5 separate regions of the Homo sapiens genome follow, and all the other regions are linked to region 1. The links are chromatin loops, found by intact Hi-C in ENCODE. Cell type or tissue: IMR-90. All regions are shown on one strand. Links, peaks and the distances in the headings refer to the core of each region. The heading gives the core; the rest is flanking DNA.

Region 1 (5,740 bases), core at 474-5,473:
TATTTTGGCCAAGGTTACATAACTATGTAACTAGTGAGTGGCAGGGCCGAGGTTTGATCCCAACCTGTTTGGCTCCAGTACTTGTGCTCCTAACTACCACAGTGGACCATTGCTCTGCCTTTTAGTTGCACACACTGTCTGCTGCAGTCTTCTTGACAAGAGAAGATGATGACTCAGGAACTTCAGCAGTAGTGGGGATGGGAAGAAGTGGGTTGACTGGGAATACATTTTGAAGAGATTGTTGCTAGAACTTCTTGATAATTTGGGTGTGGGAATAAGGTGAAAGAAAGATGTTAACAATGATCCCAAAGTTGGGTGCCTAAGAAACTGAGTGAATGACGGTGCTATTCCTCAAGATAGAAGATGATGGTAGTGGAGCAGGTCTAGGGGGAGAATAAAGAGTTCTGTTTTGGCCACGTCAAGGGTGATGTTCAGATGTAGATGTCAAGTGGCCCATTGAATACATATGTCTGGAGCTCAGGGGAGCAGTCAGACCAGAGATACAGACTTTTGTAGTCATTAATCACGGATGACCACCGAGAGAAAGAGTATAAAGGAGAGAAAATGACTAAAGACTTAGACCCCTGACACCTAAAACATTTAGCTGCCTGGACAAAAAGGGAGAGCCAGCAAAGGAAATGGAGACACAGGGGGCAAGAAAACCAGGAAAGCATGGTGACCTGGAAGCCAGGTGAAGAGGGGCTTCCAAGAAGGAGGAAATGGTTAGCTGTGCCAAATGCTTGGTGAGAGGGGATGGAGGACCAAATGGAAAAAGAAAGCTACAAAACTGTATTTTCAGAAATGTCCTAATTTTGCAAAAATAATTTCTCCCTGCCCAAAAAGAGTAAAAAGCTCTTTGAGTTTGTTAAATCTGTAGTCCAATTTTAATCCATGAACATGGTATATCTCTATTCTAGATATTTTAGAAGATATGTGGTAGGGGAGTGTGGGTTATGTTGTTTTCTATAAAAGGTGTTGAATTTTGTTCTGGCAGGTCAGTTAATTACTGGCAGATCCTCTTGGTCTGGTCAGGCTTGGTTTGAATCTTTATTAGAGTTGGTCCATTTTTATTTTGCCCTTATTCCTAGGCTTTGGCCTTTCCTGTAGGGTATAGTCCTTGTTCCTAAGGCCTGGCCTTTTGGGGAACAAATGCCCAAGGTACTCAGCAAGGGTTCTCTCGTCTGGCTTGGCCAGAATTCAAAGCTCTGCCAGCTCTGCATGACTTCTAGTATCTCTGCTTAGCTTTCAGTCTTATAACAGCTATGGAGTTTTGCCCTGCATGTGGGCAGTTCTGCCCTCAACCAAGTACTCACAGGGTACCTCCAGGCAGACTTCTAGGGCCTACTTTCTGCACAAGATTCTTCTCTCCAGAGCCCAGACCTGTAAGTTCTAGCTGCTTTAGCAGCCCCAAACTCTTGATTTTTGCCTTCTCCTATAATCTAGGCTGCTGTGCCCCATCGTCCTGCATAATGGGCCAAAAGGCTGGGCAAACATGGGGCTTATCTTGTGTGTTTTTTTTCTGGCAGAACCACAGTCCTGAACTGCCTGTTGTACAATCCCTACAAAGAGTAGCCTCAGATATTTTTGTCTAGTTTCATGATTGTTTACAGCAGGAGGGCAAATCCAATCCTAGTCACTTCATTGTGGCAGGAATCAATATCTATTTGGTTTAATGTTTACCATTCCTTCCCATTCCCTATACCAGCTCATCACCCTTGTCAGCGGCAGTTCTATATATGTTTGTAGTCCTTTCAGTTGAAATAAAATTGAGTCAAACAATTTATAATCTGAAATGAACAAAGACCATGTAAATTCTTTTCAGTTGCCTTTTTAGGCTGGTATCTGTCTGTAGAGGACTCCCAGGGAAGGATTCTCAAGGAAGACTCAATGGGAAGCCTTTGGATGGCAAGCTACAGGGCTGAGTACGAGGGTGGCCTTCCTGTGCGGGGTGTAGGATTAGCATCAGAGAAACAAATCAGGAATCCCTGGGTATAACAGTAGGGGCTGCATTGTCATTTTAGCCTTCTCCAGAGATGCATGATCCACCCCCCACCCCGCAGGTCTTTTCCTCTCTATGAAAGTCACTGACAAGTTCCTGTGGATCCCCTGGGGTCCCCAGGAATGTATTTCTACTCTGAGGGCCAGTGAGTATCTTTTTCTTGGCCATGAGCCATGAATAGAAACGGGACCCTTAATACTGCCTGACCTGCCACATGCAGCCCTCTCTTCTGGGACTGTCTACACAAGTACATTTCCACCATCTACAGGGGCGGAATTCCGGTCATTTGCTACAGGGGAAATTCTAGATTTTTGTTTCTAAAGGGCCCCAGGTTACCAAGGTCTCTTGTATATTAGAATTTTACCACTTCTCTCTGGGGGAATTAGGTATTTATCAATACATTTTGTAATATATATTTACCAAATTGTTTATCCAGCAAACTTTTATTAAGCAAATGCCAGGCATTGTGTTAGGTTCTGAAGCTCTCCCAGTTCCTTATCCAGGGCCCCAGGAACGCACTCAGGGACCATTTCAGACACGTGGGTGAGTCAGTCCCTAATGGGCTCAGAAGAGAATCACCAAAATGTTTAAGACAGAACAGTCCCGAGCAGCCAACATTTCACCCTTCCTTCCTCTCTCTTCCCTTGCCGACCAGACCCAAGGGTTTTGGACTCAACTGTTTCCTTTTGTAGCAATGAGCTAAGGAGGCTATTTGCTTTGACTAAGGGGCCAAGATGATGAAGTCAGATGTCCTGAGTTTGCATCTTGCCTCTCCACTGACTTGCTGTGTGACCTTAAGCAAGTACCTTCCCCTCTCTAGGTCTGCTTCCTGAAAATTCAAAGTCTCTGAAAATTCTGTTTTAAAATATGTGCTGGAGGTGGGGAGACCTGATTCCCTGCCTAGTGCTTCCTTCGTTTTCATGGATTCTTTATTAAGCAGATATTACTTCTTCATAATAAAATCGTATATGAAACAATGACTTGATTTCTTTATATGAAACATACTTTGTACATCTAAAAATGTTGTTGAAATCATCTGAGCCTCTGAGCAAGAGCTTCGCCTTTGACTCTGAAGCCAGTGCTGTCAGCAGTTTCTCCCCCTTAATGTAATGCTGTATGTGACTCAATATGAACTAAGCAGGGGGTGGGAGGTACAGACCACCCCAGTAATCCAGGCTTTCTCTGGAATTCTCCCACTTGTTTATAGTCTGGGCAATTTGCCTCCTGCTGCTGCATGACTCAGACTCGGAGAGCTTCCAACCTCGCAATGAGCCAGCGGCTCCCCGGAGTCAGACGCTGGCCCTTGTGTCTCAGGCTCCTGGAACCTTCCGATTAAGCCTCCACTTCCATCTCCTCCCTGGCCACATTCAGGCAGCAATGCCCCAACCCCACACAGAGACACACGCCCAATCAGTGCCCTGTACAAGCAGGGACTGTGGGTGAGAGGGTACAAGGAGGTGTTCCAACCCCTCACTGAGACAGGATTTCTAGCCCCTCTCTTTGGTTTGTGTCATTTTGCTTTGAAATGTAAGTTGACTTCTGATCAGGGCAGATCTCAGTTTTATAGGACCTTGTGTAAGAATAAGCAATACAAAATAAGGAACACAAAATGAGACCTAGAGTCTTAGAAGGGGCCCGTGCAACCAGAGGTGCCCCGAAAGCTTAAGTGTCATTGACTTCCTAGCAACCCTGACTGTGGTCTGATTCCTTTAAGATCCAGAACAACTGCTCCCTGTACCTTAAGTAATTATCATTTAGAATAAAGTCAGAAAATTGCTTGCTGTCTGTTTATTTTAGAATCAAGCAGCTTCTGTATAATTTGAATTTGAGATAGCATTCTTAAAAAAAAATTCCCTTCGCAATAAAGCACCAGATTGAATGTCCGATGAGTCACAAATGCCCTTCTGAAAACAGCTGCATTAGAGGGACTCACTCAGAAAACATGATTTTCCTTCCTCCAAGGGTCTCCCCTAGACCCTGGCACAGAATCACCCTGGTCCCCACTCTGGTCCTCCCTTCCAGGCTCATTCCTGGTGCAGCAGATCACTTCCACATTTACTGCATCACATCCAGCATCAATGTTTTTAACTCCATGAATTGTTTAGAAAATTGTATAGAGGCCAGGCGCAGTGGCTCACGCCTGTAATCCCCATACTTTGGGAGGCCAAGGCAGGCGGATCACCTGAGGTCAGGAGTTCGAGACCAGCCTGGCCAACATGGTGAAACCCCGTCTCTACTAAAAATACAAAAATTAGTCAGGCCTGGTGGTAGGCATCTGTAACCCCAGCTATTCGGGAGGCTGAGGTAGGAGAATCACTTGAACCCGGGAGGCAGAGGTTGCAGTGAGCCAAGATGGTGCCACTGCACTCCAGCCTGGACAACAAAGAGCAAAACTCTGTCTCAAAAAAAAAAAAATTGTATAGATATTGATTAAAGCAGAACCCTGAAAGATGGTGAATGATTGGCAGGCAATGAGAGGAAGTGTCGTGTTGTCCGTTGGTGACATTTGCAAACTCTCCTGGTTTAAAGTGATTCCAGAGCAACTTTATTTCCATAGTCTGTGTTGCACTCAAAGTAAATATTAATTCCATTATGCCATAAACTTTTATTTATCATGACAGCAAGTCATAAAGTTCTCTTACTAGAATATAGCTTCTAAATTGCATATCATAGATGAGATACAACACACACATTGGATTCTAGCAGCAATTACCCACCATCCTTTATGCAAGTCGGTATTAAATGCACTTTCTAAATATGAGTCACAGTCTGAGCTTATGCAGAAAATCTTCCATGGCTATTACCCAGGAGCCCAGAAATATGACGTGAGGGTGACAGAGGAGCCACAGCCAGCAGGGGCCAGACACAAGGATCAAAGTGCACCTAGTCACCCGGCAGTAATTCATCTGAAGCATTCTTTGCATATTATGGGTCTGACTTTTTAAATTACGTAAATTGCTCATTAGAAGTGCCTTGTAATTGCCTTCACCTGCGGTATTGCGAGAGGTGTAGATTTTAATTATTCTTTTTTGATTTGTAATGTGGTTTGACTTTTTCAGGGTGATAGTTTGGAAAAATACAGATCTGCTCTAATTGTTGTACCAAGTGAAAATAGATGGCTCTGTTGATCAACTTCCTTGACTTTGTGGTGGAGCGTACAAAGGAGTCTTATAGTTTCCCAGCCCTTGTTGATGACTGAGGGGCTTTGCCCGTGGGGCCCGGGGAGGATCCCTGTGAGCCTGTAGTGCTGGTGCCTTGGGCTCAGCCAGCCCCTCAGATGACTTGTGTGGAGCCAGGCAGTGTGTTCATGTTGGATGTAACCAGATCTCGGGGGAGTCTGCTCACCTCTTCCCCACAGCATGGATAGGACAGAAAAAGCCAAGGCCCATTCATCATCTTTGAAGACTGGGACAGACATGATGAGTGCTGGGGGCGCCCAGGTCCGGGGTGCTCCTGGGATGCCTGCTGCAGAGATGCTTTTCTCTCTAGCCCACTTCTCGAGGGCAGCCTGGCCTCCTGCTACCCAGCAAGTGCTCTCACTTCCTGCAGCACAGAGGCCTCCACCTGTCCAGCCCACCCTGAGCCAAGCTGCTCTGGGCTCTGGAACGGGCTGCAGGCTTTCTCGGGCCCCTGGGCCTGGCCCCCTGTCATCCAGCACACGGAATTGATGAGTTGTGAGACCAGAGCTGTGGCTTCGGGGGTAAACTTCCAGGACTCGTTCTGGCTCATCTGCAGCCATGG
Region 2 (5,740 bases), core at 492-5,491, 100 kb after region 1:
TTTCCATCTGCATGGAATATCATTTTCCATCCCTTTACTTTCAGTTTATTAGTGTCCTTACAGGTGAACTGAATCTCTTGTAGGCAGCACATAGTCAAGTTGTGTTTTCTTATCCATTCAGCCACTCTGTATCTTTTACCTGGGAAACTTAATCCATTTACATTGAATTTATTCCATAAGTTGGTGGAATAAATCTATCAATTTATTATTGATAGGTAAGGACTTACTCCTGCCATTTTTAAGTGTTTTTTGGCTCTTTTGTACATCCTGTGTTCCTTTCTTTCTCTCTTATTGTTTACCTTTGAGGTTTGGTGATTTTCTATAATAGTAAGCTTTGATTCCTTTCTCTTTTTCATTTGTGTATCTGCTATAGTTTTTTCCTTTGTAGTTACTACGGGGTTTACATTAACAATCTTAGAGTTATAGTATACTATTTTAAGTTGATAATAACTTATCTTTGGCTACATTTAAATATTCCAGACTTTTACCCTAACCACTCCCCCATTTTTAATTTTGTTGCTTAATTTATATCTTTTTATATTTTGTGTTCCTTAGCAACTTATTTTAGCATAGTTATTGTTGATCATTTTGACTTTTAACCTTCTGCTGTAGTTTGGATATGTTTGTCCCTCAAACCTCATGCTGAAATTTGATCCCCAATGTTGGAAGTAGGACCTAATGGGAGGTGTTTGTATCATGGGGGTGGATCCTTCATGAAAGGTTTGGTTCTGTTCTCATGGTAATGAATGCGTTCTTGCTCTGTTAGTTTCTGTGAGAGTTCCCCCAAGAGCTCATTGTTTAAAATAGCCTGGCACCTTTGCTCTCTCTCTTGCATTTATTTATCACCAAGTGATCTTTGCACATTCCTGCTTCCATTTTCCTTCCTGCCATGAGTGGAAGCAGCCTGTAGCCCTCACCAGAAGCAGATGGTGATGCCATGCTTCTAATACAGCCTGTAGAACCATGAGCTAAATAAACCTCTTTTCTTTATAAGCTACCCAGCCTCAGGTATTCCTTTATAGCAACACAAAAATGGACTAAGGCACCTTCATACTAGAGGTTTGAAAAAGTATGTATCATCATTACAGTAATATAGTATTCTGAATTTGATAACAAATTTATCTGCACCCGTGAGATTATGCTTTCATATGTTTCACAATAGTAATTATTGTTCCTTTACTTCTGGTTGAAGTACTCCCTTAAGTATTTCTTGTGAGGTTGGTCTAGTGGTGATGAATACCCTCAGCTTTGCTTGTCTGGGACAGACTATTTCTCCTTCATTTCTGAAAGATAGTTTTGTTGGGCATAATATTCTAGGCTGGCAGGTTTTTTTTCTTCCAGCACTTTGAATATATTATCCCATTCTCTCCTGGTCTGCAAGGTTTGTGCTGAGAAATCTGCTGATAGTTTAATGGGGATTTTCTTATAATGACTTCATGCTTTTATCTTGCACCTTTTAAAATTCTCTCTGTCTCTGACTTTTGACAGTTTAATTATAATGTTCCTTGGAGAGGACCTCTTTGGGTTGAACCTGTTTGAGGTCTTTTGAGCTTCATGGATCTAGATGTCCATATCTCTATCAAGACTTGGACAATTTTCAACTATTATTTTGTTAAATAAGATTTCTGTGCCTTTTACCAACTGTTAGTCCTCTGAAAACCTCATAATGAAGATATTTGTCAGCTTAATTGTGTCCCACAAGTCCTATAAGCTTTGTTTACTCTTTTTGATTCTGTTTTCTCTTTTGTACTGTGGGTTATTTCAAAAGACATGTCTTTAAGTTTAGAAATTCTTATTTCTACTTGATCTAGTCTGCTGCTGATGTTCTCAATTACATTTTTAATTTTATTCATTGAATTCTTCAGCTGTAAGACTTTGTTTGGTTCTTTTTTTATATACATCTATCTCTTTGTTGAATTTCTCATTCAGATCATGATTTGTTTTCCTGATTTCATTGAATTCTTTACCCATGTTCTCTTTTACCTCACTGAGTTCCCTTAAGATAATTATATTGAGCTTTTTCCAGGCAATTTGTAAATTTCTATTTCTTTGGGGTCAGTTAGTGGAGAGGTATTGTTTCTCTGATGGTGTCATATTTCTTTGTTGTTTTTTTTTCATGTTTGTTGTGTTCCTGCATAGATAGCTGTACATCTGGTGGAATGGTCACCTCTCCCAATTTTATAGGGTGGCTTTCATAGGGAAAGACTTTCATCTTCAGATATGTCCTAGAGTATACGTTGGGTAGGGTGCATTGGCTTTGGTTCCAGGTAGGCACAGTAGTAATCTCTATGAAGTTTCTTTTGCTGTATCAATATCAGTGATGCCTGTGAGTACCTCAGTGGCCTAGGCTGCTAGAGTTTGTGTGGCTGATCCACCCCACTTGGGTGCTGCTCCTGTGGAAGTGGGGCACCAGACTAGTTTGCATGCTGAGGGAGTATTTCAAGAGTTCTTTATATATTCTAGATACAAGTCATTTATCATTATGTGATTTGCAAATATTGTCTTTGAGTCTATAGCTTATCATCTTATTCTCATTTTATTCCCTTAATGTTGTGTCTTTCAAAGAATAGGTGTTCTTAATTTTGATGAAGTAAAATGGATCAATTTGTTCATTTATGAATTGTGTTTTTGGTGTCATATCTAAGCAATCTTTGCCTCATTCAAGATCACAAACATTTTCTATCCTTTTTCTAGTTTTATAATTTTATATTATGTCTATGATCTGCTTTGCATTAACATTTGTATACGGTGCAAGGTATAGATTAAGAAGTGTTTTTCTTTTTAATGTATGGGTATACAAATTTTCAGTACCATTTATTGAAATGACTGTCCTTTTTCCATTGAATTGCCTTTGCACTTTTGTTGAAAATCAATTGGTCATATATGTGTGATTCTGTTTCTAGACTAGTTCATTGATAACTACCCCTTTGCCAATTCTATACTACCTTGATTACTGTATTATTATGGTAAGTCTTGAAATCACGTAGAATGTCTTCCAACTTCATTCTTTTTCAAAAATTGCTTTGGAAATTCTGCTTCCTTTGCATTTTCATATAAAATTTAGAATTAGTTTGTTCACTTCTAAAAAAAAAAATCCTTCTGGGAATTTAATCGGAACTGCATTGAATCTATAGATCAGTTTGGGGAGAATTAACGTAACTATTGGGTCTTCACATCAACATGGTATGTTTCTCCATTTATTTAGGTCTCCTTTGATTTCTTTCATTAGTGCTCTCTAGTTTTCAGCATCCAGATCTTAAACATATTTAGTTTGATTCATTATTAACTTTTTTGTTGCTATCATAAATGATACTGTTTTTTCCTCATTTCCAATTTTACATTGCTGTTATATAAAAATGCAGTTTATTTTTGGTTGTTGTATATTGACCTGAGCTTAGGTCTTTATGGCTCCACATCCAGCTCTATGCTTCCCACTCCCCACCCTCTAGGCTGTTTCCTTAGCAGCAGGAGCAGCCCTGGGAACTAGGTTACTATGTTATGATCCCCATGCCTGACTCTGAGTCACCTTAAAGGAGTGAGTCACCAGCCTCTCTTGCAGTAGTTTTCCTCTCCCTAAAGCAAGGATTAAACCACTTGCTCTCTTATTGCTCCCAGGAATGTTAAAGATGAGTGACTAAGGCAGCAAGGGTGTCAGCACTCTGACATGAATAGTTTGACGTAATTGAGACCTGGTAGTTTTGTGGGTTTTTTCCTAATCCAGGTGTTATTGTCAATTACATGTTGGGAAAAAGAGATAAAGGTGGGATGAGTCAGGAGACAGCTGCTCACACTCTGTAGGTCTCCAGCGGCTTTCCTCCACCCTCTCACACAGCCTCAGAAGACCCCTGGTCCTCCCTTGTTTTGCCTACTCTCCCAACCCAAAAGTACCTCTTTCTCCCCTCACCTTTCTATTTTAACCATCTGAGAGATCCAGCTTGAGCCTTCCCTCCTCACCTTCTTCTGCTGCATGACATTACCCAGCACCTGTCAATCTCCCTGAGGCCATGATAGGCAGCACTGTCCCCCAGCTTGGGGTTAGATATCTGTCCCATCGCCCAAAAATATGAACGTGAGGAGGGCATCTTTTCTGTGGCCTGTCATAGGGCCCATTATATGCTGCAGTCGTGATGGGGGCTTAACAAATAAGTAAGTAAAGCCACGCTATGCTCAGGGTCTGCAGCTTTTCCTTCCCCTCCTTTCTTTGTGGTTTGCAGTTGTCTTGGGAGGGCCTTCTGTCTGGGTTTGACAGTGAACATGAGTAAAGTGAGCAGGGGCTTTGGCAAGAAGAGTGGTGAGCAGAAGCTGGTGGAGACTTGGGGGCTGCACAGGACCTAACTTTTGAAACTGAAAGCAAAGTCAAGTCTAAAATACATCACATTAACCCTCTTTTGGTCTGTCTGTCTCTTTCTCAGACAGTGTCCCTGCTGAGAGTAAGAAGTGTTCTCAAAGCCTTTTCCACAGCAGGAATGGGGCACGCGGGACTCGCATCCATTCATTCACAAAATGGTACCTGGTACAGAGTAAGGGATTAGAGAATATTGTTTGAATAAATGAACAAATGATTCTGCCTTATGTGCCAGGCACTGTGCTAGCTCTTTGGGACACTAAGATGAATAGAAAATGATATTAATCACCCAGGCGCGGTGGCTCACGCCTATAATCCCAGCACCTTGGGAGGCCTAGGTGGGGGGATCAGCTGAGGTCAGGAGTTCGAGACCAGCCTGCCCAACATGGCAAAACCCCGTCTCTACTAAAAATACAAAAAATTAGCCAGGCGTGATGACGGGTGCCTGTAATCCCAGCTACTCGAGAGGCTGAGACAGGAGAATCGCTTGAACCCAGGAGGCGGAGGTTGAACCAGGATCGTACCACTGCACTCCAGCCTGGGCAACAAGAATGAAACTCCATCTCAAAAAAAAGAAAGAAAATGATATTAATCCCCAAGCAGCTCATGGCCTAGTGAGGGAGGCAGATACAAACATATAAATAACACTCTGTGGGGAATCCCAGTGAGAGAGATCTCTTTAAGTGTATGTAGCGAGATCAGAGAGCGGAAAGTACCTCCTGGAAGATGTAACACTAGGCTTTCAAGAATGAGTAGGAGCTGGTCAGGTGTTAGTGAAGGGGTGAAGGGGAAGAGGCACAGGGACAACCTGAGTGTGGGGATGGGGAGCAGCATGGTGCTTTGGTGGTGCTACCGGCAAAGGTGAGTAGTCTGTGGTGTTCCCTCTGAAGCCGAGGACCACCACCAGCCCTATGGCTGCAGGGTCAGCACTGCACCTGGGACCATCTAGAACCTGGTTGATCTGGCATGGGAAGAAGTTGTTGAGTGATAACAGGTGCTGGCTTCTGTGCTGAGGCTTCCAGAGGTCCTCAGTGAATCCTCACCGCAACCCCCCAAGGGACGTACCAGGACTAGTCATTTTACAAGTGAGGAAATGGGTGCAGGGAGGCAAAGGAGCTTCCCCAAGGTCTCTGGCTTCTCAGTGGCAGAGTCCGGGCCCCTGACCCCTGCGGGATCCTACCTGCCTAGAGTGCTCCTGGAGAGCAGCGGGGAGGGATGCTGTTTACTGAACACCTTTTGTGGCTTGGTGCTGGGCTGGGCAGCAGATATCTGTGATCTCATTTTATTCTCACAAATATATGGGTGGGTGGTTTTATCTGCATTTTACAAGGGAGGACACTGCCCCATCCGATGTCACAGTTTTTGACTCAGAGATCCCCACTCCCGACACCACCC
Region 3 (5,740 bases), core at 465-5,464, 350 kb after region 1:
GCTCCCTCCGGGTGGCTGCTCCCCATTCCTAGGGCTTTGCCTTCTTTTACATGGTCCAAAATGGCTACTCCAGCTCCTGCCATTGCAACTGCATTCCAACCAGTGGAAAGAGGAGAAAATAAGGTGGAGGGTGAGTTCCTTCCCTTTAAGCCCACAACTTGCATACATCATTTCATCTCTGGTGTCGTTGGACAGAATTTTGTCATATGGTTACTCCTAGTTGCAAGAGAGTCTGGGAAGTGTCGTTTTTTGCTTTGTAGTTCCATCCTAACGTACTTTGGGGAAAGAGGTTCTGCATGTGAATCATTCAGGGCTGAGTAGAGCTGTGCTTAGCCTGGGGTGCCCCTGTGGGCTTCAGCTTTCTGGCTTATAGTGCACAGAATTGCCCATCTCAGTCCAAGGCCTGGCAATGACTGTCTGAGGCGCCGTCTGAGGCCTGGAGTTTACAGTACGCAAGTGATCTAAAGCTTAGTATGTCTCATCCTGGAAATTCCAGGGTCTGTTCCAATGCAGCTGGTCTGAGAGAGCACCAGATTTGCACCCAGTAAACCCCCATAGTGTGAGTGAGGAGCTGAAGGGGGAGTCCTCTCCTCCCAGATTAGCCACTGAGAGATGACTTTGAGTGGAGTCGACTGCTCTGCCAGGCAGGCTCTGTGCTTCTGTCCTGCCAAGCTGGCAGGAAACTTGCTCAGTGATCTTGGGCTGCTCAGAGCCACAGTGGTTCTAAACTGCCATGCCCCAAACCTTGCACCCTTGGCTCCACTGGAACCTACAGAAAGCCAGATGGAACCGTTTCCTCGGAGAAGATCCTCTCCCTCTGAGCACCCGTGGCTTTCTTCCCTGCCCATTTCCTGGCAGCCCAGGAGGGGATGGCACGCCAGGCATTTCCCAGCAAGCTGTTGGTGAGGTTGTTCCATCCGGAGTGAGTGGCGAGGGCATGACTTCTAAGCTGTGTTCACAGCCCTTCCCGTGTGGTGATCTTGTCCCAGCTCTCCCACCTGGAGGCTCCTCTTGGAGTGCCCTGGCTGGCCAGATGGCCCTGCAGCCATGAGCAAGTCCTAGGCCTTCCTGCAGGCTTCGAAGGCCCGGAAATCAGCAGGCAGCTCCCCCAGCCGCCTCGGGGTTTAGCTCCACCCTGCCTGCCAGCCCCAGAGCTCCGCTGGCATCAGGCCAGAGTACTCAGGCCTCTGGGGCAGGTGTCCTCTGCAGCACTGGGCGGGCGGCAGGAGGGCTGGCTGTGGAATCAGCAGAGCCCCAGGGCCTACGCCCACACCACACAAGTGCTCTGTGCACCTCCATGCTTCTGCACGGGCACACGACGTATCCACAGGCACGAGTGTGTGGGGATTCAGCACCTCCACCCCCACACTTCCTCCAAAAGCAACCTCACCTCCATGGCAGGTGGTGGAGGCCATAGTAAATGTGAGGCCACAAAGGCCATGTTGAAAGTGGAGGTGGAGGCCATCCTGAATGTGGGGTGGAGGCCATAGTGAGTGCAGGTGAAGGCCCTGGTGAGTTTGGTGGGGGCCCTGGTGAATTGGGTGGAGGCCATGGTGAGTTGGGTGGAGGCCCTGGTAAGTGTGAGCGGAGGCCCCGTTGAGGTGGATGGAGGCCCTGGTGACTGCAGGTGGAGGCCATGGTGACTGTGAGGGTGGAGGCCATGGTGATTGTGAAGGTGGAGGCTATGGTGAGTTGGGTGGAGGCCCTGCCCTGGTGAGTTGGATGGAGGCCATAGTGAGTGTGGTTGGAGGCCACGGTGAGTTGGGTGGAGGCCCTGGTGAGTTGGGTGGAGGCCACGGTGAGTTGGGTGGAGGCCCTGGTAAGTTGGATGGAGGCCATAGTGAGTGTGGTTGGAGGCCCTGGTGAGTTGGGTGGAGGCCCTGGTGAGTGTGACTGGAGGCCCTGTTGAGGCGGATGGAGGCCCTGGTGACTGAGGGTGGAGGCCATGGTGACTGTGAGGGTGAGGGCCCTGGTGAGTGGTTGGAGGCCATGGTAACTGTGAAGGTGGAGGCTGTGGTGAGTTGGGTGGAGGCCCTGGTGAGTTGGGTGGAGGCTCTGGTGGGTTGGGAGGAGGTCCTGGTGAGTGTGAGCAGAGGCCCTGGTGAGGTAGAGGCCCTGGTGACTGAGGGTGGAGGCCATGGTGACTGTGAGGGTGAAAGTCATGGTGAGTTGGGTAGAGGCCATGGTGACTGTGAGGGTGGAGGCCATGGTGAGTGGGGTGGAGGCCACAGTGAGTTGGAATGGAGGCCCTAGTGAGTGTGAATGGAGGCCCTGTTGAGTTGGGTGGAGGCCCTGGCAAGTGTGGGCTTGCTTGTGCTGTCATGGCCCCCACAGTCCATCTCCCCTAACACACTGGTCCTCACCTGCAGCCTGTTGGTTTTCCAGGGGCCAGGGTGTCAGTCCTGCCAGCCTTCAGCATCTGTAAGGCAGTGCTGCCGAGACACCACACCGTTTCCAGTACCGGGCCTCGGATGGGGTGGCTGCAAACGGGCCCCTCATTGCTGAGCAGTGGCTGCAGTGGCAGAGAAATCTGCTCAGAGCGGCTGCTTAGCCAGCACCTGCTCTCCAGGGACCCAGCTCAGGCTGGGAGAGGTCGCAGAGCCCAGGATCCCCAGACCCCCAGCCTCCCTCCCTCTGTTCCGGAGGCCCTCGCTGTTGCCAGTACCCAAGCCTGGGGTTGTATGTTCAGTGCGCCTTTTGTTTTCTCATAATTTTTCAGACAAAGACCAAAGATCCAGAAGGGGGGGGGGCTGTGTTTATTTGTTTTGTTTTTTGCTTAGATTGTAATCCTGGTGATTATAGAATATCAAGAAGGAAAATCAACAAAGCCTTCCTTCCTGGGGCTCGCGGAGCCGTTCCTGGTCGACCAGCGCCACCTGGTGGCCAGTGGCAGCGGCCCCGCTCGGAGATGGGAGCCCCAGGGAAGCCTGACTCCCCGGTCCAGGCCACCTGGAGCTTGCAGGCGGGGGCCTGTCCCACCCGCGCCTCTGGACCTGGTGTCTGAGATGTGCTAGGAGGCTGTTTGGGGACCTGCTCTGTAATTCTGGAGTGGTGGGGCTTGGGGTGGGGCTGGAACTAGCAGCAGGAGACCCTAGGGAGAGGTGCCTGTGCCCACCTTTTTTCCTCTCCAGCTCAGTCGATCCTGATCCAGTATCACCTGGCTGGCTGGGGACGGCGGGCTGGGAGCTCCGAGCCTGACTAGGAACAGGTATCCCTAAGGCTCAGCCAGAGCCCATCGAGGAAGGACAGCAGCCAGCCTAAAAGTCCGGACGTAGTGGCTTACGCCTGTAATCCCAGCACTCTGGGTGGCCGAGGCAGGAGGGTTACTTGAGCCCAGGAGTTCAAGATCAGCCTGGGCAACATGGCGAGACCCTGTCTCTACAAAAAATAGAAAAATTAGCCAGATGTGGTGGTGCACACCAGTAGCCCCAGCTACTTGGGAGGCTGAGGTGGAAGGATCACTTGAACCTAGGGAGTTCAGGGCTGCAGTGAGCTGAGATGGCGCCACTGCACTCCAGCCTGGGTGACAGAGCAAGACCTTGTCTAAAGAAAAGAAGAGAGAGAAGAGAAGAGGGCTGGACATGGTGGCTGACACCTTTAATCCCAGCACTTCGGGAGGCTGAGGCAGGTAGATCACCTGAGGTCAGGAGTTTGAGACCAGCCTGACCATGTGGTGAAACCTGTTTCTACTAAAAATACAAAAATTATCTGGGCATGGTGGCAGGTGCCTGTAATCACAACTACTTGGTAGGCTGAGGCAGGAGAATCACTTGAACCCAGTAGGTGGAGGTTGCAGTGAGCCAAGATCGTGCCATTGTGCTCCAGCCTGGGCAACAGAGTGAGACTCCACCTCAAAAAAAAAAAAAAGAGAGAGAGAAGGGAAGAGAGCTGCAAAAACTTTTCCCCCATGGAGCTACAGGTGTGGGCACAGTAAGGAGTGGGGGGATCAGCCCCGGGTGGGAGAGAGAGGGGGTGTTGTTAGAGGGACTCTTTCTGGCCAGCAGTGTTCACTTAGAGGCGTGTTCCAGGGTCACTACCTCTGAGCAGAGACTTCTGGGATAGGAGCAAATGGCTGAATGTCAGGAGTGAGCTCGGGCCCCCCAGGCCACCCAGTTCTGGGGCTCAGAGGGAGCCGAGCCGGCTGCAGTCTTACCCTGGAATCCACCAAGGTCCCAGAAAGCCTGAGCAGAGACAATGGTTCCCCCTCAGAACCACCTGGGAGGGGCTGAAAGGCAGGCCCTTCCCCAGACATTCTGACTCCCTGGGTCTGGAGTGGGCTCCAGACACTGAGTTTTTTATGAAGCTAGGTTCTTGTGCTGGGGTCCCCAGGACCATACTTTTTAAGGAACCCCGGCCTATAGCAGCCTCTGGCGAGAGGCCAGCCAAGAGCAGGACCAGCACCTCTTTGGGCCACAGGCCTCCTTTCTCACATCCAGGTGCGAGGAGGGCAGGCGTTGGAGGCCACACGGAGCTTAGTGTAGCCACACTCCCAGAGGAAGCCAGTCCCCAGCATGCACTAAGTACTGGGTGTACCATTTCTGGATGTTCCAGGACTGTGTGAGGACTTTCCGTAGACTCTGGGTTAAGAAATACGACTCTAGAAGTTTCCTTGTTTTGCAGCTGAGGTGTTGGTGCCGGCACATGGTGGAGCCTTGCCAGACACTTGTTGACTTGCACTTGTGAGAAACCCTGGAGTTGCATAAGAGGAAGCACATCTGTGTCCCCACGGCAGCCCAGACAGCAGCTCGGTCCCTGAGAGCAGAGGCCCGGCTCCCTGCCTGCATCTGCGGGGCCTGGGAGTCATGGGGGAGGCAGCGATAGCGCTGGGGGTTCCTGGAGAGGATTTCCTCTGCCTTTTACCCTTCCCTTTGGGAAGGAGCTGCTGCCATGAGGAGCAGGCAGGGCAGGTTCCTGGAATCTCCAGGTGGGTCCCAGCCCTCTTCCTGGCTCCTGCCAGAATGCCTGCAGCCCCCTTCCAACCTGGCATGGAGGACAGCAGAGGGTGGGCACGGAGAGGCTGACTTGAGTGTGGGGCTTCCTTCCTACTTTGCTCCAGGATCCAGGTTTGTTTTGCAAATGTTGGTTTCTCACTCCAGCTAGTTTTATGGAGCCGATCCGGCCCCCAAGGAGGACTGGAAGAGAAATACTGCTTTTGATTTCCTGTCTCTCCTGGCGTCTTGCTGCCCAGGGCCGCTTCAAGGCCGCATAGCTGCTTCCGTGACAGGAGATCCCCCTTTTGTGGAGTGCGCCCCTGTGCTGGTGTTGGGGATACAGGACCCCACCGACGTCCTGGGCCCTGACTGCTATGCAGAGCTGATGCTGAGCCCTGCTAGGTGCCAGGGAGTGGTTCTGTCAAAGTTAGAATTCATTGCCAACATTCAAATCTCCAGATTTTCAGCCTCTCTTTAAAAATGGAAGGCTCCAGGCCAGGTAGTTGGGAGCTCAGAGGCGGCTGCTCTGTGGACCGAGCCTGGCTTCCTGCGGCGCTACCTCCCCACACACCAGGAGGCACCTGAGTCCAGGAGGCCCTAGAGCAGTCTTACCAGGAGCAAGATGGAAGCATCCAGAATCCCACTTGGTCCCCCACCCCTCTTTCCAAGTGGCCTGGAGGGGCAGATAACCCTGAGGCTCTGACGCTGCCAGGCGGCCGGCACTCCTAGCGCACTCACACTTCACCCACGGTGCAAAGAATTCCCAGCCTGGTAACAATGCCGCTTCGCACATCAGGAGAAGATTCCGA
Region 4 (5,740 bases), core at 277-5,276, 180 kb after region 1:
ACACTCCAGAGCACTTGGACCTCGGCAGGGGACACTGAGCCAGCCCGCTGTACTCCAAGGGGTAGCTGGAACTTGGCAGCAGAGACAGGAGTGGCCAGGCCCTGACATTTGGGCCCTTGGATCCTTGCATGGACAGCAGATGGAGGACCCTGTGGTGTCAAAGCCATTTCTGACCCTAGCCTAGTTGGTGGTCCCTAAAGCTGGTCAAGACGGTGGATCCAGAGAAGGAGACACAGAATGGGCGGGGCGGTCAGGGGAGGCTTCCTGGAGGAGGTGAGCCCAAAGTTGAAGGATGGAAGAAATGGGGAGGGGGTGTTTCCATGCCCTCTGACATGGGGCAAGCATGGGTCACAGTGCTAAGTGCTCAGTGAGACTAACAAGGCCACTTGAGGGGTCCCAGTTCCCATGAGCCAGTTCCACACACCTCACCCGGCACAGGGCTGTCTGGGAAGAGGCCCTCAGGACAGGTGTCCCAGCACCGGTGCCAGCCAGGTGATCTGGAGGGGAGCATGGGGAAGGGCCTGGAATCCTCCTGACTCTCTGCTGGGCTCAGAAGAGAGCAGGACAGGAAGAGCCTCACCAGACCAGTGCATGCAGCTTCAACATGGCCATGCAAGCTCCCCACAGCTGACAGTGACAGCAGTGGCCATCCTCATCCTCATCCTGTCACCAGTAGCAATAACAACAGTCATCGAAGGCTGCGGGCAAGCACTCAGCCTGCCTGTGAGGCCAGCATTTAGTCACTGTCACCATGTGGAAAGGAGGCTGGGTCTGTGCTTCAGGTCAGGCCTCCGCAGCCCCCGCCATGCAGAGGGAAGGCTGGCTGAAGACCCAGACACTGGCTCGCTTCACAGACCTTGCAGGAAAGACAAGACCCCAGCAGACGCTTGCGCCATTAGATAATTAGGAGAAGGGCAAGGGGGTGTGAGGGAGGCCAGGGCTCCAGCGGTGCCCCAGGTAGGAGGAAACCCTGGCAGGAGTGACCATGGTGACACTGAGAAACTCACTCAGTCCAGAAGCTGCGGGCCAGGGATAGAAACCCAGCCCTGGTCTTAGAAGCCGCCTCGAAAGCTTCATCTGGACTAGTAAACGGCAAAGCCCTCCTGCAGCTGGGGAGGGGCGGGTTTTGGAAAAGAGAGTTGAGGATGAAAGGTTGTGTCAGCCAGAGGGTTCCTAAGCTGCCTCCTGGGTCTGGCTTCATTCTAGCTGGCAGCTTCCACATCTTTCTCCATTTAATGTCCCTTGAATAACGTGACGAGGAGATAAGGTAGACACTGGGAATTTACGGTGCTGTGCAAAAAATTGCTCAATTCCATTAAGATTTCAGGACCCTTGCCAAGGCTGCACGGCAGAGCGGACAGTATTTCCCGCTCAGACATCTTTGCCTGATTGCAGTTTACGATGCCAAGGCCACTGCTGTACCCACCTAAAGCCTCCAGAAAATATGGCAGAGCTCCCAAAACGGCCATTATCCTCTCTGAGAAAAGTCACTGGGCATTTTCTAGAAGATTCCCTCTTCCCGATTCCTTCCTTCACCCCTCCCCGCCTCTGGGGACTGGGCGACAGGAGGACATCCAGTCGGCTTTCTCAGAGGGTCCCCTTGCAGGCCCCATTGCTCACCCTTCACCTTGCAGACTGCGGCGGCCAACGTCTGCTATGTGGCCAGAGCCCTCTGGGGAGGGGCACCCTCTGCTCCCGCCGTGTGGACGAGTGGGTACTGAGTACAGGGGAGACCTCGGGGCATCAGGAAAGTCTTCCTCCTGGCCACCTATGTGGGACCACCAGAGCCAAAGGTTTTGAATTCATCACCACCCTTATGAGCCAAGTGACTCTGGCCAACTGAATCAACTTCTTTGAACCTTATTTCCTTTTTGGTAAAATAAAATAAAATACCTCCCTCCTGAGCTGAATGGGAAGATGAATTGAGCTAAGACACACAGAGGTCTTTTGGACTCGGCAGCCCCCTGGGAAGTGGTGGCTGTTTTCACCCCACCAGGACCCTTTCCAGCAGCTTTTACTCTAGGGGATTGGACGGGTGGAATAGCAGTGGTCGGGGAAGGGGGTCCCCTGAGAAGGTCCTATCCAACCCAGTTTGCAAATGGCAAAATGCTAGGCTTGTGAGATGCAACTGTGATTAGGAACAAAACTCACTTGTTCCGCAGCCTCAGGCGGGAATCTGGTGTCTGGCTGAGTGAGATGGAAGCTCTGCCTTCTGGCACTTGTCTCCTGTGTGCCACCCTCCCCGAGCCTCTCTGCTCCACACCATCCCCTGTGACTGCCACCAGGACCTCTCCTGGCCTGGCCTGCCGACGCTCCTCTGTCCCTCAGCCCTTAGGGACTGGGCTGCCCAGGCTTGACTGGGAGAGAGGAAGGATGAAGCTTCCGGAGCCGCAGTTCCTTAGAGATGGAAATTATTAATTAGTCTTATTATCCAGAACTTGTCAGTCTCTTAATCCTTCCGTCGGCAGAGGGGTTTATGCCTCCACAGCGTGTGCTGTCAGCTTGGCTAAACAATCGCTTTTCATATACAGCCAGAACAATGGGCAATACAGTTTGGTTACTATCTTTATCAAGCCAAACAATTCCTGCCCCCTCTAAGAACATCCTTCAAAGATGTGGAGAATGCAGAAGCTGCTTAATTTCCCTTCTAGATGGCTTATAATATGGGGCTTTTGTTTAATTATCCTTTTCATGTAATCTTCAGCTGACATTGTGTCCTTAATATTCTAATCTCCTTTGGAGCAAAGGGGAGACTGTAGTTTCCAAAGCAAAAGACAAAACTTTGCCTCAAGGAAACACTTTCTCTTTTGCCTCTGACGTGATTCAAAGGGCAAAGAGTGAAATCCAGACGTAGTGGGACAGAATGCAGTGGAAGACGTGGGCGGTGGGTGACCCACTCTGCGTGTGGACGTCAGCAGCTTGCTGGGCCTCCAGCTGCACCCAGCTGGTGATGTTGGTCTGTGTGGGCGTGTCAGAGACTCTAGCTCAACAAGGAAGTCCCATGACATGGTGTCATCACTGCTTTTAGCACCATTAATATTTCAGTGGCTCTCGGGATGCAGGTTGTATATTCCCACGGGAGACACACCACCTGCTTCGGACTCCTGGCAAATGGTTTTGCCTAGACAGGTGAAGACAGGTGCGCCCAGGTACCCACAGGTGCACACAGCTGTACACAGGCGTCACTGCGCCACAAGCCTCCCCTCTCAGTTCTCCTGCCTTCATGCTGGAGTAAGGATCTGGGGTGGGGGTGGTACCTGAAGGAGGCTTCTTGCCATCCCCATCACCACCCCAAAATGGGCAGGACGTCCTGGGGGATTTTATGCTCTTTTTCCAGACATGCCAGGGTCCCTGTAGGTGATGGGGAATATTAACAGAGCTGTCCTCTCACTCCACCTGGCTGCTGGGAGAAGGCAGCCATGAGCCCAGGGTGTGTCTTCCCCAGGCCTCATTGGGCTGTCATGTGAGATGCGCTGGTGCTGGCGAGCCTCCTGCCCAGCCCAGCTCAGCCTAGCTCAGCTCAGCAGCATCCCAAGCCTGAAGCCTCTGGAACCTAGGCCACCTCCCAGCATGCAGAGCCATCCTGCCTCATGTCTTTCTTTGCTGTTCCTGCAATTCTGCCTCTCTACCTAGTCCCTTATCTGCTTCTGCCAGAGCAGCCCCACTGGCTGGCAGCCACCGAACCCACATAGCCAAGTGCTCCTGTGGGTTCAGCTTCCCTTCAGCTCAGTGTTCTGCACCCCTAGAAGATATATGTGTGTGTGCATGTGTGTGAATGTGTATATGTGTGTATGAGTGTATGTCAGTGTGTGAGTACACAAGTGTGTATATATGTGAATGTATGTGCATGTGTGTGAATGCTTGTGTATGACTCTGAGTGCATGTGTATGTCCATGTGTGAGTCCGTATGAGTGTGTTTGTGTGAGTGCATGTGTCCGTGTGTGTGCCTGTGTGTGAGAGCGTGTGTGTGTGTGTGAGTATGTGTGTGTGAGCGCCTGTGTCCGTGTGGGTGCATGTGTGTGTGCTTGTGTCTCAGTGCATGTGTGTGCATGTGTGTGAGTGCATGTGTGTACGTGTGTGTGAGTGCATGTGTCCGTGTGTGTGCATGTGTGTATGTGTGTGAGTGCATCTGTGTATGAGTGCGTGTGTGTATGAGTGCATTTGTAAGTGTGTGTGTGTATGAGTGCATGTATATGTGCATGTGTGTGTTTGTGCATGTGTGTGAGTGCCTGCATGTGCGTATATGAGAGTGTGTGTGTGTGTGTGTGTGAGAGAGAGAGACAGAGAGAGATATCCTCGCCCCTAGTTCCCCTCTCCTCCTCTTCTCCCCCTGCTCCTTCCAGCTTTCCTTCTCCTCCAGGCCCCGATGAGGCTCTTGGAGAGGTCACTAATGACCTCTGCCTTGCTATACCAGAAGGTCACTGTGCCATCGTCATGTTTCCTGGCCTCCCAGCAGCACCTCTTCAGGCGGCCATTCCCTCCTTATGAACGCTCCCTGCTGCCGAGACTTCCCGGCTATCTCCCTCCTTTCTGTTCTTGGCAATCCCTCTTGCTCAACCCCCCGATGCTGGACTATCCCTGAGCTGCTGAGGCCTTCTCTTCTCTGTCTACACTTTCTCCTGGGATCATCTCATCCAGCCCCACGGCCCCAGTGCCAACTGTATGCTAGTGACTCCCACGTTCATATCTATGTCCTGCCTCACTGCTCTGCACCAGATTTTTACCCGACTCAACATCCTCTCTTAATGCAGAATCTGCATCTCCAACTTCTCACGGCTAGAGCAGGACTCATGATGATTTCCTCCCTGAACTGCTCTTCCTCCTGCCTTAGAGCATCGATGGCTCGCCGTCATGCAGAGGCTCAAGCCAACCCTCCATTATGCCCCTCTTTCCCTCACTGCCTCTTTCCTGCTCAGAAATATGTCCTGAACCCACCTCCTTCTCTCCCTCTCTTCTGCTTCCCAACCCTAAGCCACGGCTCCCTCCTACCCAGAGCTGGAGTCCCTCCTTCTTAGCCTGTGCTGCACTCTCCACAAAGCGGTGGGGGCAGCCACTTAAATCCCAAATCAGATCACATCACCCTTATGCTTCAGGCAGTTCAAGAAGTCTCCACGGCACTTAATGTCCAAAACCTTACCGTGACCTCTGAAGACCTGTACCCTTGACCTTGGTCTTCCTCTCCCTGCTCACTCTCCAGCCATACTGGCTTCTTTCTCTCCTCAAAGAGTCAGGTCCTTTCGTGCCTCAGGGCCTTTGCACATGCTCCTCCCTCTGACTGGAGGCTGCCCTGGACCTTCCATGGTTCACACTAAGATTCAGGTCTCCTTTCAACTTTCAACTCCACATCAAAGCCCTCTTGACACTCCATCTACTGTTCCCTCACTCTCTGGCAAGCCCTTCTGTTCCTCCCTCCCCAGCATTTTATGATGAAATGTTTATGATATACAGAAAAGTTGAGAGAATTGTACACACACCCGTACAGCTGCCACCCAGATTCTGCCGTTAACATTTGACCATATCATTTGATCACTTACGTGTTCCACCTATCCAGCAATTTTTCGAGGATTTCAAAGTAAGCAACAGCCACAGCACACCTCCCCCAAGTCTTTCAAGGTGCATAGCATTAACCAAAGTTCAATATTTGCATACAGTTCTTTTTTTTTTTTGCTTTTGAAGTAAAGTTTATACACTGTGAAACAATTGAATGCATACATGTTAAGTGCACTAGTTGATGAGTTTT
Region 5 (5,740 bases), core at 273-5,272, 76 kb before region 1:
AGCGTTCAGATCCCTGAAGACAGCTTCTGTCTCCTCCGAGACCACTGCTGAGTCTTGTCACCTGGTGTTCCCACAGTGCCACCCTGTCTTCTCTTGTTCTCTGTGGGTTCCAGAAAAAGGGACCACCTCGGCTCTGTGGCTTTGGATCTCTCCAGAGGAGGGTTAAGGCCTCAGATAGCTTCTCCAATGGGACACAGCCAACATCTGAGCTGCATTTTCAAAATGAGAGCCAATCTTAGGCTGAGTCGGACAGGGAGAAAGGAATTGTGCTCGGGCACCCAGGTGGCACCTGCTGTCCCCTGACCTGGCACCACGGGCCCAACTTTGGGTTTTAACTTCCCACGAGTGCCTGGACATGGAGAAGAAGTGGTGGAGAGGATGAGGACATATGGGGAGCGATCTCCAGGGTCACTGAGGTCCTGTCTCCTGCCTCCCGCTCCCTAGGGCCCTCCAGCTGGGCCCAGGAGGTCTCCCTCCCACCTGGTTGTCAGTCAGCTTCTGCTGTGCCCTCACGGGGAATTCCTCCTAGAGCCCACCAGGTGGGAGAGCCAGGGCAGCAAGCACCGAAGGCCGGCACGGCACCAGCACAGATGAATGGCCCGGCTTTCTCAGAACCCATCCCCTGGAACGCTGGAGGCAGTGCAGGAAGGGCCGGGTTCTATGAGAGGACCTTAGGCAGCAGGAATACTCCATGACAGCAGAGATGCTGGGGCCTTTTCCCCAGAGCCTTATTCTTTTTTTTTTTTTTAATCTTTAGACAGAACTCTCATTCACAGCATTTAGTTACTTGTTCATTCATTCATCATTCATTCACTCAAGCACTTGATGGGTATTGCACTCTCCTACCTTGTGCCAGAGACTGTGTGAGACTCGGAGAGTTGGTAACACACCCAGAGTCTTGCCTTCGGGGGCTTTCACGAGCAGAGCCATTGCTCCGGCTTTTGGGTTTCCATAGTGTGCATTAGCCTTTGAAGGCCTCCAGGAAGTCCCTCCAGAATCAGACCTGTTCCATTGTGTTCACTGAGAATTCTGCAAATTTCTTTGGTGATGGGACTTGATTCTTCTTTATATGGTACCAGGCAGACCAGTGAATGCGTCGTGAAACACCTCTCCAGGCCCGTGGAATGGGGTGGGGAACGCTGGGGTCTCAGTGTGAGCCTGGCCTTTGGATTCAGACAGTGCTGAATTACAGTCTCAGCCCTGCTTCTTGCTGGCTGTGGGGCTGGGGCCACATGAACCGGCTAAGCTTTGGCTTTCTCAGAAATAGTTTGGGGATAATGATTCCTGCCTAGTGGGAAGATTAAATAAGATAAAGGAATGGCAAAGTTTTATCCCATGGTCAGGGAGGATGGTGACTGCCTTGTGCCATGGGTGACCCCTGCCTTCCTTCAGAGGGCATGTGCACAAGCTGGTGCATACACACACACACACACACACATACACACACACACACACACACAGGCTTCCTGTAGTCCTCGGTTGCCTGGGAGGCAGCAGTGACTCTGCCTTCTAGAAGTCGTCTGAACTGTCTGCTTTCCAAACAGGGGCGACAGGACTGTGACTCGAGGTGATGGGTTGCTGAACTGCTCTGCTGCCAGACACATTTTGCTGGCTTCTCATAATGTCACTGAGATCTGGGAAATGGACCAAGCACGATTTCCAGCTAAATGAAACACTTTGGGGCCATCAGCTAAATAGATGATGCTTTTGAGAAAACCCCATGAGCATTGTGTCAGACAGGCCGTGGGACCCTGCAAGCCTGTCTTTTTCTGTGCTCGTCTGGGTGATGAGACATCGCCCGGGCTGGTTCCATGAGCACCTCTGGCTGTGAGGACCTGCGTCTTCTGTCTCAATGCACCTGCGGGGAGGCTGAGATTTGATCCTCATGGAACATTCAATCCTTTCTGCATCTCGCTGTCTTCCTGCCCTCCTCTTTCTCCCTTCCTCTTGCCTGACTGTTGACTACAAAATAGGATATTATTTAGGAACGTGTCCTTGCCTCCCTCCCTGGCTCTACATCACCCCATGACATAGTGGCTGTGCTCAGGCGGAGAGTGAGTTATGTTTCTGTGGGCAGGAGTGGGTCATGAGTCCTGAGTCCTCCCTAGACAGCCCCAGCCCTTTCTCTTTGTTCCAAGGGGCCCAGCCACCATATTGATTGTTTCATCCCTCTGCACTGCCCAGAGCTGCCTCCTGGAGCACGCTCTCTTCTTTCCTGATGGCAACGGTCCCACCTGATGGCAATGGTCCCTGGGCCAGAGGATGCCCATTGGTCTTCATGGAGAGAGCTTGGGTCAGGCCCACTTGGTCTCCAATCCTGGCTTCGCCGCGTGCCAGCTCTGCAGTGGTGCCAGCTTATCCTGCTAAGCCTAGCTTCCTCTTCTACGTGGGTATATCTGCCTCAGGTGCAGCTGTGAGGATCCGGGGTGATGCTCATGAGGTGCCCGGCACCCTGTGTGGCACAGAAATGACCAGAAAATACCAACTCACCCAATGCCAAGTCTTCACTGTCCTTAAGATCTCAAACCTTTTTTTCTTGATCTTCTTCCCTTGATGACCAACGCTCTTGTTCCTCTCGCCCTTGCGGGCCACCCCCTCATACATCTTTCCTTGGGCCACAACTTAGGCCTTTGCCTTGCCTTTACTTACCTGTTGATCCACCCACCCACCCACCCACCCACCCATCCAACCATTCATTTCTTGCTTCATTCATCCAGTGATGTACTGAATGTTTCCTACATGTGTATGTCAGGCTAGGGTGAGCAAAGCAGATTCAGTGTCTCCCTACCCTAAACTTAGTGCAGGAGAGGATAGAGACAATGGAACAGGTGCATGTGCGTGTGAGTATGTGTATGTGTGATTGTGTGCGTATGTGTGTGAGTGTATGCATGCGTGTGTGTATGTGTGTGTGAGTGTGTGATGGGAGGTAGGTGCTAACAGGGAGAGTCTTGAGAAATGGATACTAGGGTCACCTAACAGGGTCCTGAGGGGTCAGGAAAGCTTCATAGAGGAAGTGACTCTTACCTCCTTGAGCAGATATAAGCAACCTGAGGCCAGGGGTTGTGCTTTCTAGGGCCTCAGAACACCAGCATCGTCAACAGGTGAGTGCCTGCCATTTATATGAGGCCCTGGGTTTGCAAAGAGGGATGAATATGCAACATAAATAGTAATGCAAAGGGACAGTTAATAAATACTTGTCCGATGAATTCATGGATGCATGTGCCATTGCCAGGCTTATATTTGCTAAGCAATCTTCCCAGCATGTGTTAAATCTCTGACTCACCATGAATAAGGAGCTTAGAAGAGCTCATTTGAGTTTCCACGTGGTTCATGAATATGCAAGCGAGATTCCTTTTAATCTCAAATTTTATTTTATTAGATGTATTTACATGTATTTATTAGTTCTCAGGTTTACCTTGGGGCCTATGGGATATTTAACGAAGGTATCATCCCATCTTCACTGCAGTTGTTAGAGGGCGGGGTGGAAGATTGCTGAATAACTCGATCACCCCAGATGACCAGAGATCTTCTGGGTGTGTAATGACCACAGACTAATCTTAATCATAATCACTACCATGAACCCACATGACATGCAGTTGTATAAAGGATGGGGCACCTTAACGTTTGTAGCACCTTTACATAAAGCCAGAGTGCTCAAGCCATCCTGGACCTCACCCGATGGGAGGGAGAATGATGCTCTGCCAGGTGGAGGCCTTAGGTCTTGTCAGTCTCCTTTTACTGCAGGAGAGGCTGCAGGCTTAGCTGGAAACATAATCGCTGCTCAAGGTCAGGCTGTGCCCAGTGGCCGAGGCGCTTGGTGAGCTTTCCACTGGATGGCCTAAATTTGCACCGCTCTGCAGGCTCTCGTCCCAGTTGGCAAGGGCGCCACAGCTGGATGGCTCAGCGTCCACCCAAAGGGAAGTGGAAAAACCAGCAGCTGGCTGAATCTGAGAAGGTTTTCATGTTCCCAACGAGATCCAAGAGCAAAACAGTTTTCTGAAACTATTTTCCACTTGCTAAAATTAAGGTTATTATTATTATTTTTCAGGAATCTGCTGTGTACGGGTTTTATTTTTAAATGTCATCATCGTTTTGTACAGGAGCACAAAACTCATGAATTCCGTCCCTGCTCAAGCGGGGTCCCAGGTTGGAGGCGTGACACCCGCGCCTCTCCGCTGGTGTCATTGATTGCTAAGGGCAAGGCTCTAGGGTTAGTGGGGACCTGATGAAAGCCCACCTGGGGCTCTTGATGTGGGAGTGTTTGGTGGATATGCCTCCCTGCCCCGCTCCCCAGGGCCCTGCTCCGTAGCTGCTCCATGTCGTCTGGATGGTCCGTTGGCACCCTGCCCACCGCACTTCAGCTTCCCTTGCTGCCACCTGCATGGGCTGCTGCCCTGATGAGTCTCGGGTCACATGAGCTGCATCCTTATTGCCGCAGCCAGCAGATGGCAGAAAGCGCCTTGACCCCATCGTCTAGTGTCTCCTTGACTGAGATGAGGAGGCTGGAGGAGAGGCTAGGAAGAGTCAGGAAGGGGCTGTAAGGGGCCAGCTGGGCAGGGCACTGGAGCCTGGGGCAAATTCTTACTGATCTTGGCAGATCTCTTTTTTTTTTTGAGATGGAGTCTTGCTCTTTTGCCCAGGTTGGAGTGTGGTGGCACGATCGCAGCTCACTGCAAGCTCTGCCTCCCGGGCTCATGCCATTCTCCTGCCTCAGCCTCCCGAGTAGCTGGGACTACAGGCGCCCACCACCATGCCCAGCTAATTTTTATATTTTTTAGTAGAGACGGAATTTCACTGTGTTAGCCAGGATGGTCTCGATCTCCTGACCTCGTGATCCGCCTGCCTCGGCCTCCTAAAGTGTTGGGATTACAGGCGTGAGCCACCGTGCCCGGCCAGCAGATCTCTTTTATTACCCAGAAAGACCTCTACTGTCACCCTTTCCCTCCCCACCAACAATATCCTGGGAGCCTTTTCTCCGAGTGGCCCTGGGAATTCTTCATTTAAGGCATTGGATTTCCCTTGGAACTTCCCTTTCCTGGGGTTGTGGGTGGGGTGTTGCTGAGAACACCTGGGAGGGTCCATCAACAACCCATCAAGAGTGGCGAGGCCGGCACCCCAGTGCAATGTGCCAGCGGGGTTGACAGCTACCCCAGAGGAAAGGGTGGAAGCTCAGACACTTAGCAGGATTTCGGGGGTTCACTTCTCTGCATCAGTCCCTCTTTGGAGAAGGTCACAGGCGCATGATCATAGACTTTTGGTTGGCTCAGAGTTCCCTCGACAGTGGCATTTCCAGCTCAGAAGTTCAGGGTCTAGTCTCCCTGCAGGAAGATGGTGAGTGACAGAAACACATCCCCTCGACTGTTCCAGTGTGGCTCCTCTGCTCATCCCTACAGGGTTCCTGCCAGCAGCGAACCTTTCCGAGCCACTGATTCCTCATCTCAGGGGTTGGGATCCTAGCATCCCCTTTTGGGGGTATCCTAGGATGGCAGATGTGGGATGGCCTGGCGTGTTCAGCCCAGTGCCTGTCCACAGCCCCTTGAGGCAGGTGTTTCCTTCTTGCCTTCTCTGGCTTTGAGTTCAGTTGTCCCCACATCCCCTGAGGATCCAAAAGGGGCTTTTTAACTCTGCTCAATGAGAACTTTCCTTGAGGCCAAACACGTGCCTCCAAAGAACCCACTTTTAGGGGGCATGCAGGCCAAGGTTTATTGCAGTAAAAGGAGGTGACACAAAGCTCACTGCC

What was found. Hi-C counts contacts between places; a loop is a spot of excess contacts. Peaks named below come from ENCODE experiments on the same cell type or tissue, not always from the same donor. Only the 100,000 strongest peaks of a DNase experiment are listed, where the experiment ranks them.
Region 2: a loop joins it to region 1, with 2.7 times the contacts of the local background. A loop is called at or near these places in 4 of 110 quality-filtered maps.
Region 3: it touches region 1 in a loop (4-fold over the local background); 5 of 110 quality-filtered maps call a loop at or near these places.
Region 4: it touches region 1 in a loop (2.4-fold over the local background); 4 of 110 quality-filtered maps call a loop at or near these places.
Region 5: it touches region 1 in a loop (2.6-fold over the local background); 2 of 110 quality-filtered maps call a loop at or near these places.

Annotation. Positions count from the first base shown.
Region 1 is chr1:7,296,278-7,302,017 of GRCh38, forward strand. All of the region lies in intron 5 of CAMTA1 (calmodulin binding transcription activator 1), which reads left to right. Among named protein-coding and RNA genes, the nearest start is that of CAMTA1-IT1, 65 kb to the right of the region's middle. In IMR-90, for the core only: no CTCF peak of the experiment used is centred there; DNase peaks (open chromatin) are centred at 2,734, 3,194, 3,894 and 4,804; H3K4me3 peaks cover 172 bases; H3K27ac peaks cover 3,248 bases.
Region 2 is chr1:7,398,439-7,404,178 of GRCh38, forward strand. The region is part of intron 5 of CAMTA1 (calmodulin binding transcription activator 1); the gene reads left to right. Among named protein-coding and RNA genes, the nearest start is that of CAMTA1-AS2, 12 kb to the left of the region's middle. RefSeq lists enhancers at 2,993-4,192, 4,814-5,314. In IMR-90, for the core only: no CTCF peak of the experiment used is centred there; DNase peaks (open chromatin) are centred at 3,603 and 5,043; H3K27ac peaks cover 576 bases.
Region 3 is chr1:7,644,539-7,650,278 of GRCh38, forward strand. All of the region lies in intron 7 of CAMTA1 (calmodulin binding transcription activator 1), which reads left to right. Among named protein-coding and RNA genes, the nearest start is that of VAMP3, 120 kb to the right of the region's middle. In IMR-90, for the core only: a CTCF peak has its summit at 2,884 (motif pointing left); a DNase peak (open chromatin) is centred at 493; H3K27me3 peaks cover 445 bases.
Region 4 is chr1:7,476,148-7,481,887 of GRCh38, forward strand. All of the region lies in intron 6 of CAMTA1 (calmodulin binding transcription activator 1), which reads left to right. Among named protein-coding and RNA genes, the nearest start is that of CAMTA1-AS1, 37 kb to the left of the region's middle. In IMR-90, for the core only: no CTCF peak of the experiment used is centred there; a DNase peak (open chromatin) is centred at 2,914; H3K27ac peaks cover 1,862 bases.
Region 5 is chr1:7,220,490-7,226,229 of GRCh38, forward strand. The region is part of intron 4 of CAMTA1 (calmodulin binding transcription activator 1); the gene reads left to right. Among named protein-coding and RNA genes, the nearest start is that of CAMTA1-IT1, 140 kb to the right of the region's middle. RefSeq lists enhancers at 3,839-4,339, 4,340-4,840. In IMR-90, for the core only: no CTCF peak of the experiment used is centred there; a DNase peak (open chromatin) is centred at 3,262; H3K27ac peaks cover 502 bases.